Linked DNA regions of Homo sapiens: region 1 is linked to region 2. Evidence: read pairs that join two places in POLR2A ChIA-PET (ENCODE). Cell type or tissue: GM12878. All regions are shown on one strand. Links, peaks and the distances in the headings refer to the core of each region. The heading gives the core; the rest is flanking DNA.

Region 1 (2,921 bases), core at 170-2,669, 240 kb before region 2:
CACTCTGGCACGAGATACTGATAGTGTGGAAGGCTGTGCCCGTGGGAGGGACAGAAGAAATATGGGAACCGTCCGTATTTTCTGCTCAATTTTGCTGTGAACCTAAAACTACTCTTAAAAGTCTATTTTTTAAAAAACAACAAATTATGACAATGGAAAACTGATCAGTAGTTGCCAGGGGCTAGGGTTATGGGGAAGACGTGACTATAAAGATGTAGCATGAGAGTTTCTTTGGGAATAAAACCATTCTGTATCCTGGCCAGGCGCAGTGGCTCACGCCTGTAATCCCAGCACTTTCGGAGGCCGAGGCAGGTGGATCACCTGAGGTCAGGAGTTCGAGACCAGCCTGACCAACTTGGAGTGACCCCGTCTCTACTAGAAATCCCAGCTACTCGGGAGGCTGAGGCAGGAGAATCGCTTGAACCCGGCAGGCGGAGGTTACAGTGAGCCGAGATCACGCCATTGCACTTCAGCCTGGGCAACAAGAGCAAAACTCCATCTCAAAAAAAAAAAAAAAACAGTTCTGTATCCTGATTGTAATGGTGGTTACATGACTCTATACATGTAATGAAACTTTACAGAATGATTATATCCCTGCTTAAAAATAAATAAATAAATAAAAAGAATGCATGTAAAAACTGGTTATATCTAAATAAGATCTGTAATAGAGTTAATAACTGTACCAATGTCAATTTCCTAGTTCTGATCATTGTATTATCATTATATAAGATGTTATCATTGGAGGAATTTGAAGAGCGAAACACAGGAACTCTTCTGTACTATTTTTGCAACTCTATGTGAATCTAAAATTATTTTTTCAAAATAAAGTATTTTAAAAAGTCAAGCACAGAACTGTGAAGTGTGCTCAGCAGATGCACTGGGCAGCTGTAGCTATTATGCAGTGGCCCAAAAGATACTGCGGACCAGCCATCTCAGCTATGGATTCTCAACTACTACTCCATCAGTTACAGAACTCAAAGAATGGAAAGAGAGTACTACACACCAGCCCCTGGGTCTTCTCTATGGTCAGCAAGATCCCCAAGTGTCCAGGCCAATAATCCAATAGCACTACCATACATACCTAGGGCTTGGGTCCTCAAACTTGATGCTTCTGACACCCCCAGTGCTACTTCACAGTCCACAAAAGTGAGATTCCTTGAGAACCTTGCAGGTTTTCTGATTAAAAATACACCGAGGACACTGCTGCTGCCTTTCTCCTATTAGTGTTCCACTTTAGATCGTGGTAGCTGGGAGATGTCCTGAGTTGGTAATCCATACTACACTGTATCCCCCTAACTCAGACAAACACTGTTATCTTAAAATCTTCAGTGAGGTTCTGAAGGAGGCTTAAAGACAGATAGGAGCTTCCTTTATCCGAAGGATGAAAGTGCTTAATATACAAACATCCAGGGGAAAGGAGATCACTTTTGAAATACCAAACAGATGTTTTATGGAGCTATAAATAAATCTGAAAAACAAATACAGCTTAAACGGTTTACAGAGAAATGAACCCAAATTTGGTTATTGGGAGGGTGGGCCTGGACCAGGAAGTGCTGATTTGGGAATGGCCCACAGTTCCTGTGCAAGGGTACGTTCTGAACACTCACCTGCCCCTGCATGTTCATGATGACCACCGTGTTTGATCTGTTGCACACCACAAAGTGCTCAGGGTTTTTAGGAAGTAGAATCACACTGTTGACGGTAATATCTGTCCCTGCGGTGCTGCCCAGGGATTTAAAGGTATTTGAACATTCTGTGGTCTTCATATTCCAGATCTACCACACAGAAATTTAAGTTATAAACCTTTTTTAGGTATAAAAATTTCTAAAGTTTTAGGGTTTAAAATATTAACAGTTTACTAAAAAAGAATAGAAATGATTCAGGGGAAAAAAGTTTCTTACTTGATTTTAGGTCCAATCAAATACCCAGCACTGCCATATACAGTTTTCCTTCGGTATCTGTGAGGAATTGGTTCCAGGATCCCCTTTAGATACCAAAATCCAAGGATACTCAAGTCCCACACATAAAATGATGTATTTGCATATAACCTATGCACATCCTCCTGTATGCTTTAAATCATCTCTAGATTACTTATAATATCTAATACAATGCCCGCACACCACTTCCTTTGTAAGGATTCAATGTAGTACTTGGCATGGGGCAGATTTAAGTTTTGCTTTTTAGAATTTTGTGGAATTTTCTTTTTTTTCCCCAAATATTTTCAATTTGTGATTGGTTGAATCCATGTTCCGGATACAGAGGACCAACTGTAATAGAGTAAGCATTCATCATGTATTTGTTGATTTATTGGCAAAGCCAAAGTCACAAACTAAAACTTAAAAACTTTTAAAAATCTATGATCTTTTCTCATACATTTTTCCTTAGCCAATAGAGCTCTCTCTCTTTAAAATTAGTTGTTTGTCAACACTGCTACTGTCATAAACAACCAGAAAGCTACCCTTGTCTGGATATCAAAACCAAACAGGGGGTCGGCCATGGTGGCTCACGCCTGTAATGTCAGCACTTTGGGAAGCCAAGGCGGGTGGATCACTTGAGGCCAGGAGTTCAAGACCAGCCTGGGCAATATAGTGCGATCTTGTCTCTATGTAAAATAATTAAAATAAAATACAAACAAACAAAACAAAAACCGCTTTTCTTTTCTTTTTTTTTTTTTTTAAAGAGATGAGATCTCGCTATTTTGCCCTATTGCCTCTGCTGGCGTTAAACTCCTGAGTTCAAGCGATCCTCTCACTTCAGCCTTCTGAGTACGGGACTACAGGCAGGTGCCAATAAGCCTGGCTCAAATAGAGGCTTTTTAGCTTGAGACTCTATCCTGAGATTTTGATGTGGTAGGTCTAGGGTGAGGCATAGGCATTTTTTAAAAAGCTACAAATGATTCCAATGTACAGTTTATACTGACA
Region 2 (2,921 bases), core at 231-2,730:
TTCAGATGATTCTCCTGCATCAGCCTCCCGAGTAGCTGGGATTACAGGCGCCCGCCACCATGCTTGGCTGATTTTTGTATTTTTAGTAGAAATGGGGTTTCACCATGTTGGCCAGGCTAGTCTCAAACTTCTGACCTCGGGTGATCCGCCTCGGCTTCCCAAAGTGCTGAGATTACAGGCGTGAGCCACTGCGCCCTGCCTAAAACACACATTAAACTGTGTCACTCCTCTGCTTAATTCCGTTTACTGCTTCTGCCTTACTCAACAGTCCCATCTTCTGCTGCCTCAATATCTACCACATTTTATTCCCTGGATTCTACACTTTTTTGTCTTTGCATGGTGTTGCATGTGGCTCCCTCTCTTTAGAATTTCTGTCACTCAGTTCGCTGACGAAGTCTTACTCATTTTTCAAAAGCTACTTTAGGCCAGGCATGGTGGCTCACACCTGTAATTCCTGCACTTGGGGAGGCTGAGGTGAGAGGATCACTTGAACACAGGTGTTCAAGACCAGCCTGGGCAACATAAGGAGACCCTGTCACTACAAAAGAATTAAAATAAAAAAATTAGCCAGGCATGTTAGCACATGCCTGTAGTCCCAGACACTCAGGAAGCTGAAGTGAGAGGATCACTTGAGCCCAGGAGATCGAGGCTGCAGTGAGCTATTGTACTCCAGCCTGGATAACAGAGCAAGACCCTGTTTTGCGGGGGGAAAAAAGTTACTTTAGTCACATGTCCAGGGAACCTTTTCTCACCTTTATAGATAGCGTTAATCTCTTACAGCCCTCACGCTTATGTCTTTCTCTTAAATTTGCATGCTTCTATTACAGAACTTACACTGGAAACCATAATTTATTTATGCTTCATTGTCCTCCACTAGTCTGTAAGCTCCTTAAAAACAGACACTGTATATTTCTTTTCTTTTTTTGTGACCCTGCTGCCCCACACAGCTCTTGAAACATAGTAGGTACTCAGTTCTGACCATTAAAAAGTTCATCCTTATATTGAACTGAAAGCTTCTTTCCTTTCCTTCCTATCCTTTGGTTCAAGTTTTATCCTCCGGAGCAGCATAGTAACTAGTCTGTCTTCTCACAGCTCCCCCTCTCCTTACTGCAAATCAGCTTTTTGCAGTATTCGAAGACATCTATCATTTTGCCCTAAGTGTATATTTCATCAAGCTGAATAGTTTTATTCTGCTAGCTCTTCCTCCTGGACCTTCACTATCTTAATCCCTCTCCAGTTTAATGTGAGATACAGCCCAACCCTTGAAGCCACCATCTACCCAGGGCCTGTTTTTACACCAGCCTATAGTTCTAGTTTCTTGCTTTATCAGGATTATTCTTGGAACCTCAATGTATATGTGAAGCAAAGCAATGTTATACCAGAGTTGTTACTGAATCCTTAAGGCTGGTTAATAATTACCTCTTGCTTTATAGTGAATTATCACAATGTAGTGGCTTATGATAACACACATTTACTATGCCACTGTTTCTGTGGGTCAGATGAATGGGTCCTGGTTAGCTGGGTTCTCTGCTCAGTGTCTCCAAATTTGGCTAGGCATGTGATCTCATCTGAGGCTCAGGGTTCTCTTTCAGTCACTGGTTGTTGGTAGGATTCAGTTCCTTACAGATGTAGGACTGAGGTTCCTGTTTTCTTGCTGGCTGTTGGCCAGGGGTGTCTCTCTCAGCTCCTAGAGGCCACCTGTGTTTCCCTGCCACATGACTCTGTACACAACATGATAGTTTGCTTCTTTGAGGCCTGCGGGAAAGCAGCTGCTGCCACTTCAGATCTCTCTGACTTCTGTTTGATTTTCAACTCTTTTAAAATGGCTTACTTGATTAAGTCAGGCCCACCCATACTCAAGGGGAGGAGATTATATAGGGTATGCATACCAGGGAGGTGGGAATCTGGAAGACCATCTTAGAATTCTATTTAACAAATCTCTTGGGGCCTTAACATTCTCACATTATTCATATCATTTTTGAGAACACTTCATTCATATTTGTTGCATAAATACTATATACCAAGCACTGTTCTAGGTACAGGGAATGCTGATGGAATTTACATTCTGGTAGGGAAGACAGGCAGAAAGCACTTAGATATTTAATATGTCAGGTGGTGATAAGGACTAAAAAGAAATATTAAGAAGGTTAAGAAGACAGAGTGACAAGAGTGCTATTTTACATAGGTTGACCTCTTTGATAAGGAGACATTTGAACAGAGACAAGAATGAAGTACAGAAATGCACCATGTGGCTAGCTTGAGAAAGAGCATTCTAGGCAGAGGGAGGAGCAAATTTAGATGTGGGGAGGGGTATTATAGGCAATGAAGATAGGGGCAGGAAAGGTGGTCAGAGAAATAGCAAGGGCTGGATCATGTGAGTCCCTTGGATTTGGTTCTGAGTAAGATGAGAGGCTGCTGGAAGGTCCTGGGAAGAGGGATGTCATGAACTTACATTCTAAAATAATCACTTAGGGTCTGGATGTGGTGGCTCACATCTGTAATCCCAGCACTTTGGAAGGCCAAGGCAGAAGGATTGCTTAAGCCCAGGAGTTCAAGACCTGCCTGGACAACTTAATGAGACCCCATCTCTGCAAAAGGCAAAAAAATAAAAATTAGCTGGACGTGGTGGCACATGCCTATAGTCCCAGCTACTCAAGAGGTTGAACTAGGAGGATCGCTTGAGCCCAGTGGGTCAAGGCTGCAGTAAGTAGTGGTTGTGCCACTGCACTCTAGCCTGGGTGACAGAATAAGAACCTGTCTCAAAAAAAAAAATATTATTAAGCTGCTGTGTGGAGAATAGGCTCTAAGAAGGCAACAGGACAAGTTAGGAGGCTATTGCAGTTGTTCAGGTAGGAGATGATGGAGACTTAGACTGGAGTAATAGTGTGGAAAAGGTAACAATTGGATAGATTTTGGATGTA

Evidence for each region. ChIA-PET counts read pairs that join two places held together with the same protein. Peaks named below come from ENCODE experiments on the same cell type or tissue, not always from the same donor. Only the 100,000 strongest peaks of a DNase experiment are listed, where the experiment ranks them.
Region 1: POLR2A ChIA-PET joins it to region 2 with 5 read pairs; 5 of 35 experiments call an interaction of 5 or more read pairs at or near these places.

What each region holds. Positions count from the first base shown.
Region 1 is chr9:33,051,516-33,054,436 of GRCh38, forward strand. SMU1 (SMU1 DNA replication regulator and spliceosomal factor) reads right to left here. Exons shown (of 12, transcript NM_018225.3): 10 at 1,608-1,775. Among named protein-coding and RNA genes, the nearest start is that of SMU1, 24 kb to the right of the region's middle. In GM12878, for the core only: no CTCF peak of the experiment used is centred there; no DNase peak of the experiment used is centred there.
Region 2 is chr9:33,296,023-33,298,943 of GRCh38, forward strand. All of the region lies in intron 2 of NFX1 (nuclear transcription factor, X-box binding 1), which reads left to right. Among named protein-coding and RNA genes, the nearest start is that of NFX1, 7.0 kb to the left of the region's middle. In GM12878, for the core only: no CTCF peak of the experiment used is centred there; a DNase peak (open chromatin) is centred at 1,629; H3K4me3 peaks cover 2,427 bases; H3K27ac peaks cover 2,198 bases.